Linked DNA regions of Homo sapiens: region 2 is linked to region 1. A link is a contact called in ENCODE Hi-C or POLR2A ChIA-PET data. All regions are on one chromosome and are shown on one strand. Each heading gives the region's core, a stretch centred on a gene start or an enhancer-like site at or near the end of the contact. The rest is flanking DNA. Distances are from core to core; before and after follow the strand shown. Region 1 holds the start of ZC3H13 (zinc finger CCCH-type containing 13). Region 2 holds the start of SUCLA2-AS1 (SUCLA2 antisense RNA 1).

Evidence for each region. A loop is a pair of places that touch in the nucleus more often than their neighbours do. ChIA-PET counts read pairs that join two places held with the same protein, here RNA polymerase II (POLR2A). Pooled maps may share reads with other maps.
Region 2: a map of B cell shows a loop between it and region 1 (7-fold over the local background). The contact joins the promoter of SUCLA2-AS1 here to the promoter of ZC3H13 in region 1. A Hi-C loop is called at or near these places in 2 of 168 maps with a recorded cell type or tissue (B cell and naive thymus-derived CD4-positive, alpha-beta T cell) and 5 of 50 pooled maps. POLR2A ChIA-PET finds 5 or more read pairs at or near these places in 1 of 52 experiments (HepG2).

The regions. Positions count from the first base shown.
Region 1 is chr13:46,050,051-46,054,959 of GRCh38, forward strand. It overlaps ZC3H13 (zinc finger CCCH-type containing 13), which reads right to left and starts at 2,696. Exons shown (of 19, transcript NM_001330564.2): 1 at 2,354-2,696. It overlaps CPB2 (carboxypeptidase B2), which reads right to left. Exons shown (of 11, transcript NM_001872.5): 11 at 3,136-3,748. The coding sequence ends at 3,564. It overlaps CPB2-AS1 (CPB2 antisense RNA 1), which reads left to right and starts at 2,798. Exons shown (of 3, transcript NR_046227.1): 1 at 2,798-2,915. RefSeq lists enhancers at 1,880-2,416, 2,417-2,952, 2,482-2,651, 2,662-2,861.
Region 2 is chr13:47,998,551-48,003,599 of GRCh38, forward strand. It overlaps SUCLA2-AS1 (SUCLA2 antisense RNA 1), which reads left to right and starts at 2,855. Exons shown (of 2, transcript NR_189308.1): 1 at 2,855-3,272; 2 at 3,885-4,141. SUCLA2 (succinate-CoA ligase ADP-forming subunit beta) reads right to left here and starts at 2,723. Exons shown (of 11, transcript NM_003850.3): 1 at 2,630-2,723. The coding sequence starts at 2,719. RefSeq lists enhancers at 2,358-2,407, 2,428-2,477, 2,498-2,687, 3,064-4,263, 4,935-5,049 and a silencer at 2,808-2,917.

The sequences.
Region 1 (4,909 bases), core at 1,446-3,945:
TTCCTATTTCTCCTCTCCATTTGCAGAGCAAATGAATATCTGAAGTCTTTATAATCTCTTTTCAATTAAAAAAGAAAATGGAAAAAGAAAAAGAAAATCCGGGACACAAAGTTTGAGTCTATTAATAAAGACACAACAAAAGAGGGTCTTAAATGGGAACTGCTCCCTTGCCCCGAGAAACTTAGAATAACACTGTACTCAGAAGGTTCACATTATAATTATGGCTGAGAAAGGAGAAGCATACAAAAGGGTCTCTTTTTGAATAATGACTCCAGAAGCTCAATTAATAAAATCTTGTCAATAAACACATATGCGTTCTAGTATCTTCACTTCAATCCATAATTAATTATCTTTTCCAGGTCTCATCTACTGGAAGCATAAGTGAAAGCATAACACTTTAATCCGGATGAGTAGCGGCATAATATTAGGGAAATTTCAAACAATTAGGCAATTAAAACTACATGAATGTACTAACTAGTAGGATAAATCCCTATACTCTGAATTTCTAAGATTAAAAAGGTGATACTAAAAATAAGGTATCTTCACATTTATACTTCATATTTTTAGAAAGAAAAATTAACTTTATTTGATGCATAGTTTGAGAGAATTTTTTAAAAAGAACTTTCTAAAACAAACTTTCAGATTGCTTCCGTAAATTTAATGCTAAAACAATTCCAAACTAAATTCCAAATACAACTGACAGAACTAAGCTGACTACATAGGAATTAGCAAAGCAACACTGCAGTACTATGCAGAAAAAACAATTTGTTAAAAAGACTGTGCACAGAAAACATCCCATGCTGGTAGCTACTCTAAAGTGAAGTAAAAAGAACTGCATCATACAAAAATACAAAAAAAAAAGAATAAAAGACTCTTTCTATATCAACAGCAGTTAATGCTTCAACTACTACTAACAGCTGGAGAAATAGCTCCACCTCTATATGAGATGGAGTTGGGAGAGATGAGGAGGTGAGGAAGACTATCATCCACTGAAAACCAACTCTCTAAGTAAATTTAAGTTAAACAATGTGTTTCCTCTATGTAAATGCCAATGCATATTATAAATACTGATGATATTACAATTTTAATAATTTGTAAAGATGTTAAGATACCATCCACTTGCTGGATTTTTAGTATGTTAAATTCATATTACAAATATGAAAATCACATAAGCTTGCAAATCTCAAAATATGCAATGTTCATTTAGAATGACCAGTAATCAGGAAGCCAGTAAGAGGCATACATTTGATAAAACTGAATCCTACCAGATGCACAGAGTGAAAGCCTTAGTTTCAGAGTGCAACTATTTTTAAAGCCGCAATTGTTACAAGCTTGCATCAACTTTGCTAGTCTCTAGTTGAAACTGTCATCTGTTATAATCTAAATAGTTCATTAAGAAAATAAAAATTATTTGAAAATCTATAGATTGTATTCACAAAACGCTCCAATATATTGTACTAAAGCCAGTAATTTCAAATGTTACAGAACTAGACCCCGCTAACTGGCACCATATACCCATAGACTGAACTGCATAAGTATTTATTCTCCAACGGTATCGCGGACTTCGAAAACTTGAGGTGTAAAGATGTTTTCCAAATTTTTAAAACTACTTTAAAAATCCAAAAATCTTAAGAGACTTCATACTCCCATAATTTTCAAAGTAGTTCGAATTACCTGAAAGCCCCATAGTATAACCAAATACCTTAAGACTACCCTTCACAAACAACATCTTACCAACATAATTCAAGTATTATCAACTCTAAATAATTTTCAAACCACATAAATTGCGTTAGCCTATTACAGAGAGATAATGCCGCCAAACAGACTCTCTTCTTTCTATTCCACTTTCCCCCGTTTCTGACAGTTGCCAAAACTACCTACCTAAGGCTTGTGAAGATAAAGTAGCACTCAATTCCCAGGACCTAAATCGTTATCACTGCTGAGGGAAAAAAAAAAAAACAAGACCAATCACAAGTAAGATGTTTTTCTCTAACAGATCTGGAATGAGTATAGAGGAAGATTCTAAATTTAAGCCCAAATTGCTGCACCCTTCCATCGCACACAAATACGAACACCATACAAGGGTTCCCGTGCTTACATCAAATGGTAACGAGGGGTACAGCCTATTGTCTGAGTCTACTTATCGCCCTTAGACAAATGCCAGAATCATAATCAGAGTGAGAAATTACGCCTGAGCACAGGGGGCTATTGCAGAGTTAAGGGTGGGATGCTCAAGGAAAGCTCAAAATCCCAGTGACTCAAGCAAAGACGGGGGGGGGTAACCCGGGCCTCCGCATTACGGGTCCGCTCAATGCCTTCCCCAGATACCCACACCAATTCACAGAACGCTTACTTCCTCCCCAAGCTCCCTTCGCAAGTGCAGTCCGGAGGCACCACCGCCGCCGCCGCTCCGAGGAGCGGGGGAGGCGACTCTGTCCCCGCGCCTGGACCCAGGAGGACGACGACGAGGAGAAAGCGATGCGCGCGCGGCTCCCGGGAACCGGCTCTTGGCTAGCGAGGAGCCCCCGGGATGGCTGAGAAGCAGAACCAACCCGCCCGCCGCCTCTCCAGGGTCAAGCGAAACTGGGTCGCAGGAAGAAAAATAACGAAGAGATTGTAGATTAAGAAAAGGCAACAAAAACACTACCAGGCCGCTAGGAGGACCGCCTCAAAATGCCGCCGGAAGTCAGAGGTTTGCCCTGTTCCTCTGTAGACCCAGGCAGCTTCCGGCCGTCAGATTAGTCGTCAGTGCGCAGACACCACCCTTCGTGGACACGCCCTCTAGGCGTAAGGTTCCATGCGAGCGGTAAGAGTGCGGCGGGACTTGGAAATCGAATCTGTGCTCTGTGAGAGATCCTAGGAAAGGAAACTGGGAGCCCGGGAGAACTAAAATTCCCAATTAAAAGTGAATTTAAGTGAGTTTTCTCTTTTTATTACATAATTCCTTACCATAAACAGCTGTTGTAAATGCGCAAAATGCGGCATTTGTTGACAGTACCTAGAGCCACTCATTCATTCGTTCAACAGTGTTTATTGAGCAGCTGAGCTGGAATGAGAGGCTATGTTTGTCGTTTTTGACACCCCTCCCCTTTCTGGGCCATCGCCTAATTACCGTGGAGCAAACGGAATGCATGGTTGTATTTCTAAAGGCACAAGCAGAAATTTATTGAAAATTTGGAGCAGAAATCTTTAATGTACTTCTGACCACCCTTCCTTTTGTTGAGTAGGATCCAATGATCAGCGTGAGATGATCATTGATTAAACTTGCTTGAGATGGCTAGTCAAACGTCGAAACTTGCTTGAGATGGCTAGTCAAACGTCGAAAATCAAAGAAAAAGTAGGTAACTAGACTTTTACAATTTTTTTTAAAGGGTAAAAAGACATGAACCCTAGTCTGCCTTAATGGCAAAGTAGCACTTATTAGGTTCTCTGACAGAACCAAGGAATAGGAAAATCTTTTATCAAAACTACGGATAAAACTTAAAAATAATTTGATACAATGATTTGGTCTTGCTGGAATCAGTAAATTAAAATACGGAAGCAGAATGATAAAATCAGGGGCATTAAACATTCCTAATGACATGCCAAGCTATTTTAGAGACAGCGGCAAAAGCTTCTCTACAGGTGGGTTTGATGTAACGCTCCGGCAGCAAGAATCCGTATGTGCCCGTATCTCGAAGTTCAATTGTAAACGAATATTTGATGCCCAAATCATAGATCCAATCGTCCCCACCTCCAGGAGCTAGGTCTAAAAGAAGAAGAAAGAAATTGTTGAAATACAGACGTTTCAAATTAATTTACAAACTGGGAATTGTTTGATTTAAATGTTTATTTGTTTGTATACCTTTAGATTTTTTTCAGTTTTTAACTAATATAAACAACTTTACAATGAGTACCCTTGTTTATACATAATTGCTTCTTTGTCTCTTTAGAATATTCTTCCCTAGAATAGATTTGCTAGTCTAAGGCTCTGTACTTTTTGCAATTACGGCATGTTCCCAAATGGACGTCAAAAGAACTGAATTCATTTATACTTCCACAAGCAGGGTATGAATTTGCCCATTTCCCCTTCCCATACCATCAATAGGAATTATGAATTCTGATAATTTTATGGGCGAAAAATAATATCCAACTGTCTTAATTTATGTTTTTTGATTATCAGTGAGTTGCACATTTGTTTGGCATATTTATTGGCTATCTTTATATTTCCTATCAATTGTCCTTCCTCATTTGTCTACTTGGTTCATTTTATCAATTGCTTATAAAAACGACATTAGTGTTATTAGCTTTGTTTGGCATGTAGACCTTTTTTTCTCCTTTCATTCATTTCTCCTTTCACAAGAATTTTTTCTCCTTACTGAGATTTCAACTTGGTTTATGCAGGGTTTTCATATGAAAATATATGCTGTACCTGGAATTTACTTTGGTGAAAGACATGTTAATAATCCAATTAATTTTTTTCTAGGTAACTTGTTAGGTTTTCCAACCGCATTAATTGAATAATCTGACTTTTTTTGGGGGGGTGCTAAATTGAGTCCAGGTTTATGGCAAAGTCTGACCCAAAATTTTAATTTATAATTTTAGCATCTATCTAATACAGTTTGGGAAGCATCTCATGAAAGCTACAATTGCCAGAAGACTTGTTACAGTTTAATGCATGTTAACTAAAATGTGTACATATTTTAGTGTTCATGATAAATACAGTTTCGACCTTTTTTGAGATGGAGTCTCACTCTGTCACCCAGGCTAGAGTGCAGTTGCACAATCTCAGCTCATTGCCACCCCCACCTCCCAGGTTCAAGTAATTCTTATGCATTAGCCAACCAAGTAGCTGGCATTACAGGCGCCTGCCACCATGCCCAGCTAATTTTTGTATTTTTAGTAGAGACAGGGTTTCACCATGTTGGCC
Region 2 (5,049 bases), core at 1,605-4,104, 1.9 Mb after region 1:
ATACTACAGAGAAATAAAAAGAAAAAAAGTACTATGGCTCACACATCGATGGATTAATCTCACAAACATAATGTAGAGAGAAAGAAGCCAGAAACAAGAATATATACTTACATGATTTATTTTTATAGCGTTCAAAACCAGTCAAAATTAGCCTATGGTGACAGAAGTCATAATTGGTTGCTACCTTCTGTCAGGGAGTATTGATAAGAGAGAGGACATGAGAGCCTTCTGAGGGCTGGAAACATTGTATATCTTGATGCAGACGATGGTTACACAGGTGAATACATACATAAAAATTAATCTAGCTATCCACTTAAGCTGTACATCTTACTGTACATAAATTATACGTCAAAATAATAATAAAAATTAGTGGGTAGGGGAGTAACTAGCATAAGCCTGGCAAAAAGTCATACACTCAAATATTTTTTGTGATGACTATGAACTAGACAGTGGGCTAGGGACACTAAAAAAATAAAGACACTTGGGTCCCAGCCACAGAGTTCACAGGCATGTAAATAAACAACTGCAACACATATAAGAGCACTAGGTCACTAGCACATAAGTCACTAGGTGGCACCTAATTGGTTAGTTGGTCAGAGAAAATGTCACAAGGTCTCATCCCAGTTTAAATTTTTAAAAAATCTAATGTCTATAAAGAACACTTTGGGGACAACTAGAAAAATCTGAATCTAAACTATATATATTCATGTTACAGCAATGTTGAATTCCTAAGTATGATCACTGCGGTTATTTGGAAGAATGTCCTTATTCTTAAAGACATATGCTGAAATATCTATTTTCAACGAAGGTACACTAGGCTAAAGATACCAAGAAATTGGAGGAGGGTCAGAGAACTTAAACAAATGTTTAAAACAGGCCGGGTGCGGTGGCTCAAGCTTGTAATCCCAGCACTTTAGGAGGCCGAGGCGGGAGGATCACGAGGTCAGGAGATCGAGACCGTCCTGGCTAACACGGTGAAACCCCGTCTTTACTAAAAATACAAAAAATTAGCCGGACGTGGTGGCAGGCGCCTGCAGTCCCAGCTACTAGGGAGGCTGAGGCAGGAGAATGGCATGAACCCGGGAGGCGGAGCTTGCAGTGAGCCAAGATCGCGCCACTGCACTCCAGCCTGGGCGACAGAGCAAGACTCCGTCTCAAGGAAAAAAAAAAAAAAATGTGGAAAACAAATTGCTAAATTAAATGTGTGACCTTGAACGAGTTTCTTAAGACTCCGTACTTCTATGTCCTCATCTACAAAAGCAAAGGGTTGGACTAAGGTCCTTCCAAACTCTAGAGCTGCATTTCTTAATACCAGGGTAGAAGACAGCAACTGTTATAAAGAAAATAATATTGGAAATTTCCATAAGGAGAAATGAAGGCTTTTAAATGAACTTCCAAAAAGATAAAGATTTTGACTAGAATGAAAACGTATTTGTCACTAAATTCCCCATTTTCTAAAAACTAAATAGCACTCTTCTAAGATTCATAAGAAGGAAGTTCAAGGTCAAAAAGTCACTTCTATCGGGAAGCAAACTCACAGAACTCACTACCCCTAGGCTGAAAGTATGAACAACTTCAATAAAAATGAAAAAAAAAAAAAAAGGTAGGGGCGGGAGGGCCCTAAATCAATTCATACTATGACATGTATGAAGAGTTACTTCAGAAAAAAACCCAAAACTCTGGAATTGACTTAGGACACCAATAATGCCCTTCCACAGTTTTTTGTTGTCAAAGTTGGAAGGAAGATGTTTGTTTTCGAAGTTGTGGAGCCAACTCAAGTACACGGCTTTAGAACCAGACACCTCTGGGATTAAATCTCAGCTTTGATCTTACCTCCTATATGACCTAGTCCAAATTACTTGTTCTCTTAACCATAATATGTTCAACAATGATGCAGGTGTTGAATGACTTCCTCACAGTTGCTGAAAAACCTGAGAAACTACACGTAAAGCGCTTAGCACATTACCTGGCACACATCAAATATTCAAAACAAGGCCAGTAACTATTATGCTATAGCCTATCCAGAAATAAGGCTATACAAAAGATTATTTTCTTACCTCTCCAACTGGTTAGGTAGAAAACATAATCTTATTACTGCTATTAACAAGTAGAACAGTATACAACTACTTGGAGGAGAGGGGAAACTTCCCTACCTTGCCCCACAAAAGGCAAGTCAGTAAGCACCGCTGGTCCTCTGACATTCCCACCTATGACAGCTCCCAAGAAACACAAAAGTACTTTTGAAGGGCATTCCCCCCTGCCCAAAAAGGGGCGGCGCAAGTCTCAGCCCACCGTGCCAGACGCCGGAATGGCAGCAGAAAATGTCCTGACCCCCTCACCTCCACTCAGAGCCCACCTGCTCCCGCCCATCTCTTAGAAACTGCAGGAGCAGCCACGGCCGGGCCGCCGGGGATCCTCGCGGACTAAGGGCTGGGTCAGAGCCGCGCAAACATGGGCTCGCTCGTAGTCCTGGCGAGCAGCACTCCCAGGCAAGTCGCCCGAGGGCCTTGCAGGGCACCCAGAAAATGTCACTGCCGGCGAAGTGACCCCGAGCCGGGCCACGGGACCCCTCACACCTCACCCTTTCTCCTGCCGACCCTCGAGACGACAGCGGACTGGAAGGCATTACCTGAGCAGCAGCCCGCTGGGCCGTCCGAGGCCGGTGGTTCCGAAGGGTGGCCACGGCCACTAGCCTGCCGTAGAACATGGAGGCCGCCATTTCTGAGTCGGACCCCGTCCCCTCGGCGCCGCGCGCAGGCGCACAGGCGACAGGCGGCCCAAGGCGCAGCCTCTCTGCAGCGCTCACCTACGCCCCGCCTCGCGCCACCCGTTGGGGGCGGGGCCTCGGGTTAACACTGCAGCCGCTAGACCAGCTCCCTGGCGGGCGCGGAGCAAGCTTTGACCTTTGGAACTGGGCACCGCAGCCCCAATATCTGCCCTGCGGTCAGAGCAACCTGAACACTTCCTAGTGAATTGCAATGTAAAGGTGACCAGCGCCGCCACTTGGGTGATCTTAACTTCTCTCAGCCTCAGTTGCCTCATCTGTAAAATGTGTTTCATTCAAGAAATGATTACCCAGTGTCTACTTCGTGCTAAACAGCCTTGAGCCCTTGGCCTACAGCAATGAATAAAACCATTTGTGATGCTCAAAGAGAAGATGGTCGGTGTAACGCGCTTGTGATGCTCAAAGAGAAGATGGTCGGTGTCATGCGCTTCTGATGCTCAAAGAGATCGGTGTCACGCGCATCCGTGTGAAGACACCGCCAAACAGGGTGTGAGCAATAAGGCTGTTTATTTTAACTGGGTGCAGGCGGGCTGAGTCCGAAAAGAGAGTCAGCAAAGGGAGATAGGGGTGGGGCTGTTTTATAGGATTTGGATGGGTAGCGGAAAATTACAAAGGGGGTTTTTCTCTTACGGGCAGGGGCGGGGGTCACAAGGTGCTCAGTGGGGGAGGTTCTGAGCCAGGAGAAGGAATTTCACAAGGTTAATCACTCAGTTAAGGTGGGGCAGGAACAAATCACAATGGTGGAATGTCATCAGTTAAGGCAGGAACCGGCCAATTTCCCTTCTTTTGTGATTCTTCACTTGCTTCAGGCCATCTGGATGTACACGTGCAGGCTTGGGCTCAGAGGCCTGACAGTCGGCCACTAGTTACCAAAGCTGGTGGCAGGCTGGAGTCTCCAGGGAAGCTATTGATTGATTGATTGACTGATTGACAGGGTCTTGGTCTGTCACCCAGGCTGGAGTGCAGTGACGCGATCACAGCTCACTGCAGCCTCAACCTCCCATGCTCAAGGGATCCTCCCACCTCAGCCTCTGGAGTAGTTTGGGACCACAGATGTGTGTCACCAGGCTTGGTTGATTTTTTTATTTTATTTTTTTAGGGACAGAATCTCTCTATGTTGCCCAGGCTGGTCTCCAACTCGTGGGTTCAAGCGATCCTCCTGCCTCAGTCTCCCAAAGTGCTGGGATGACAGGTGTGGGCAACCACACCCAGCCAAGGATCTGGTTTTTGAAAAGATAAATAAATTTAACAAACCTCCAGCAAGACTGCAAAGAAAAAAGAAAAAGAGAAGACACAAATTACCAATGTGAGGAACATACCAGGGAATATAATTACAGAACCTTCAGACACCAAAAAGGAATGCCATAAATAACACCACATAACATAAATTTGACAACTTTGACAAGATGAGCGAATTCTTCAGAAGGCACAAATTACTACAAATAACCTAATATGAAAAGGTAATTTAAATAGTCCTCTAACTAGAGAAAATTGTAATTGTAATTTTTAAACTAAAAAAAAAAAAAACCTGAGATCTCCAGGCCCAAAAGCTTTCACTGATGAATTCTATAAAATGTTTACACAAGAATTAACACCAATTCCATACAGCCTCTTCCAGAAGATAGAAGAGGAAGGAACAGTTGCCAATGTACTGTATGAAGTTAGAATCACCCCACTACCAAAGCCAGCAAAAGACCGTACAAAAAGAAAAAAATACCAACACTTCTCATGAATATTGATGGAAAAATCCATAGCAAAATATTAGCAAATATAATTCAGAAATATATAAAAAGAATTGTACAATATGACCAAGTGGGATATATTCCAGAGATGTAAGTTTGTTTTAATATTTGAAAATATGTGTAATGCACTATATTAAGTTAGAAAAATCACATGATAATTTCGATCAAAACAAAAAAAGTAGCTGGGCACAATGGTTCATGCCTGTAATCCAAACACTTTGGGAGGCCGAGGTGGGAGGATTGCTTGAACCCAGGAGTTTGAGACCAAACTGGTTGGGCCACATAGCAAGACTTCATTTCTATAAATAATTTTAAAATTAGCCAGTCATGGTGGTGTACACCTGTGGTCCCAGCTACTCCAGAGACTGAGATGGGGGGGAAATCACTTGAGCCCAGGAGGTCCAGGCTGCAGTGAACCGTGATCGTGCCCCTGCACTCCAGCCTGAGTGACATAATGAGACCCCCATTACAAAAAAAAAAAAAAAACAGGCCAGGCATGGTAGCTCACGCCTGTAATCCCAG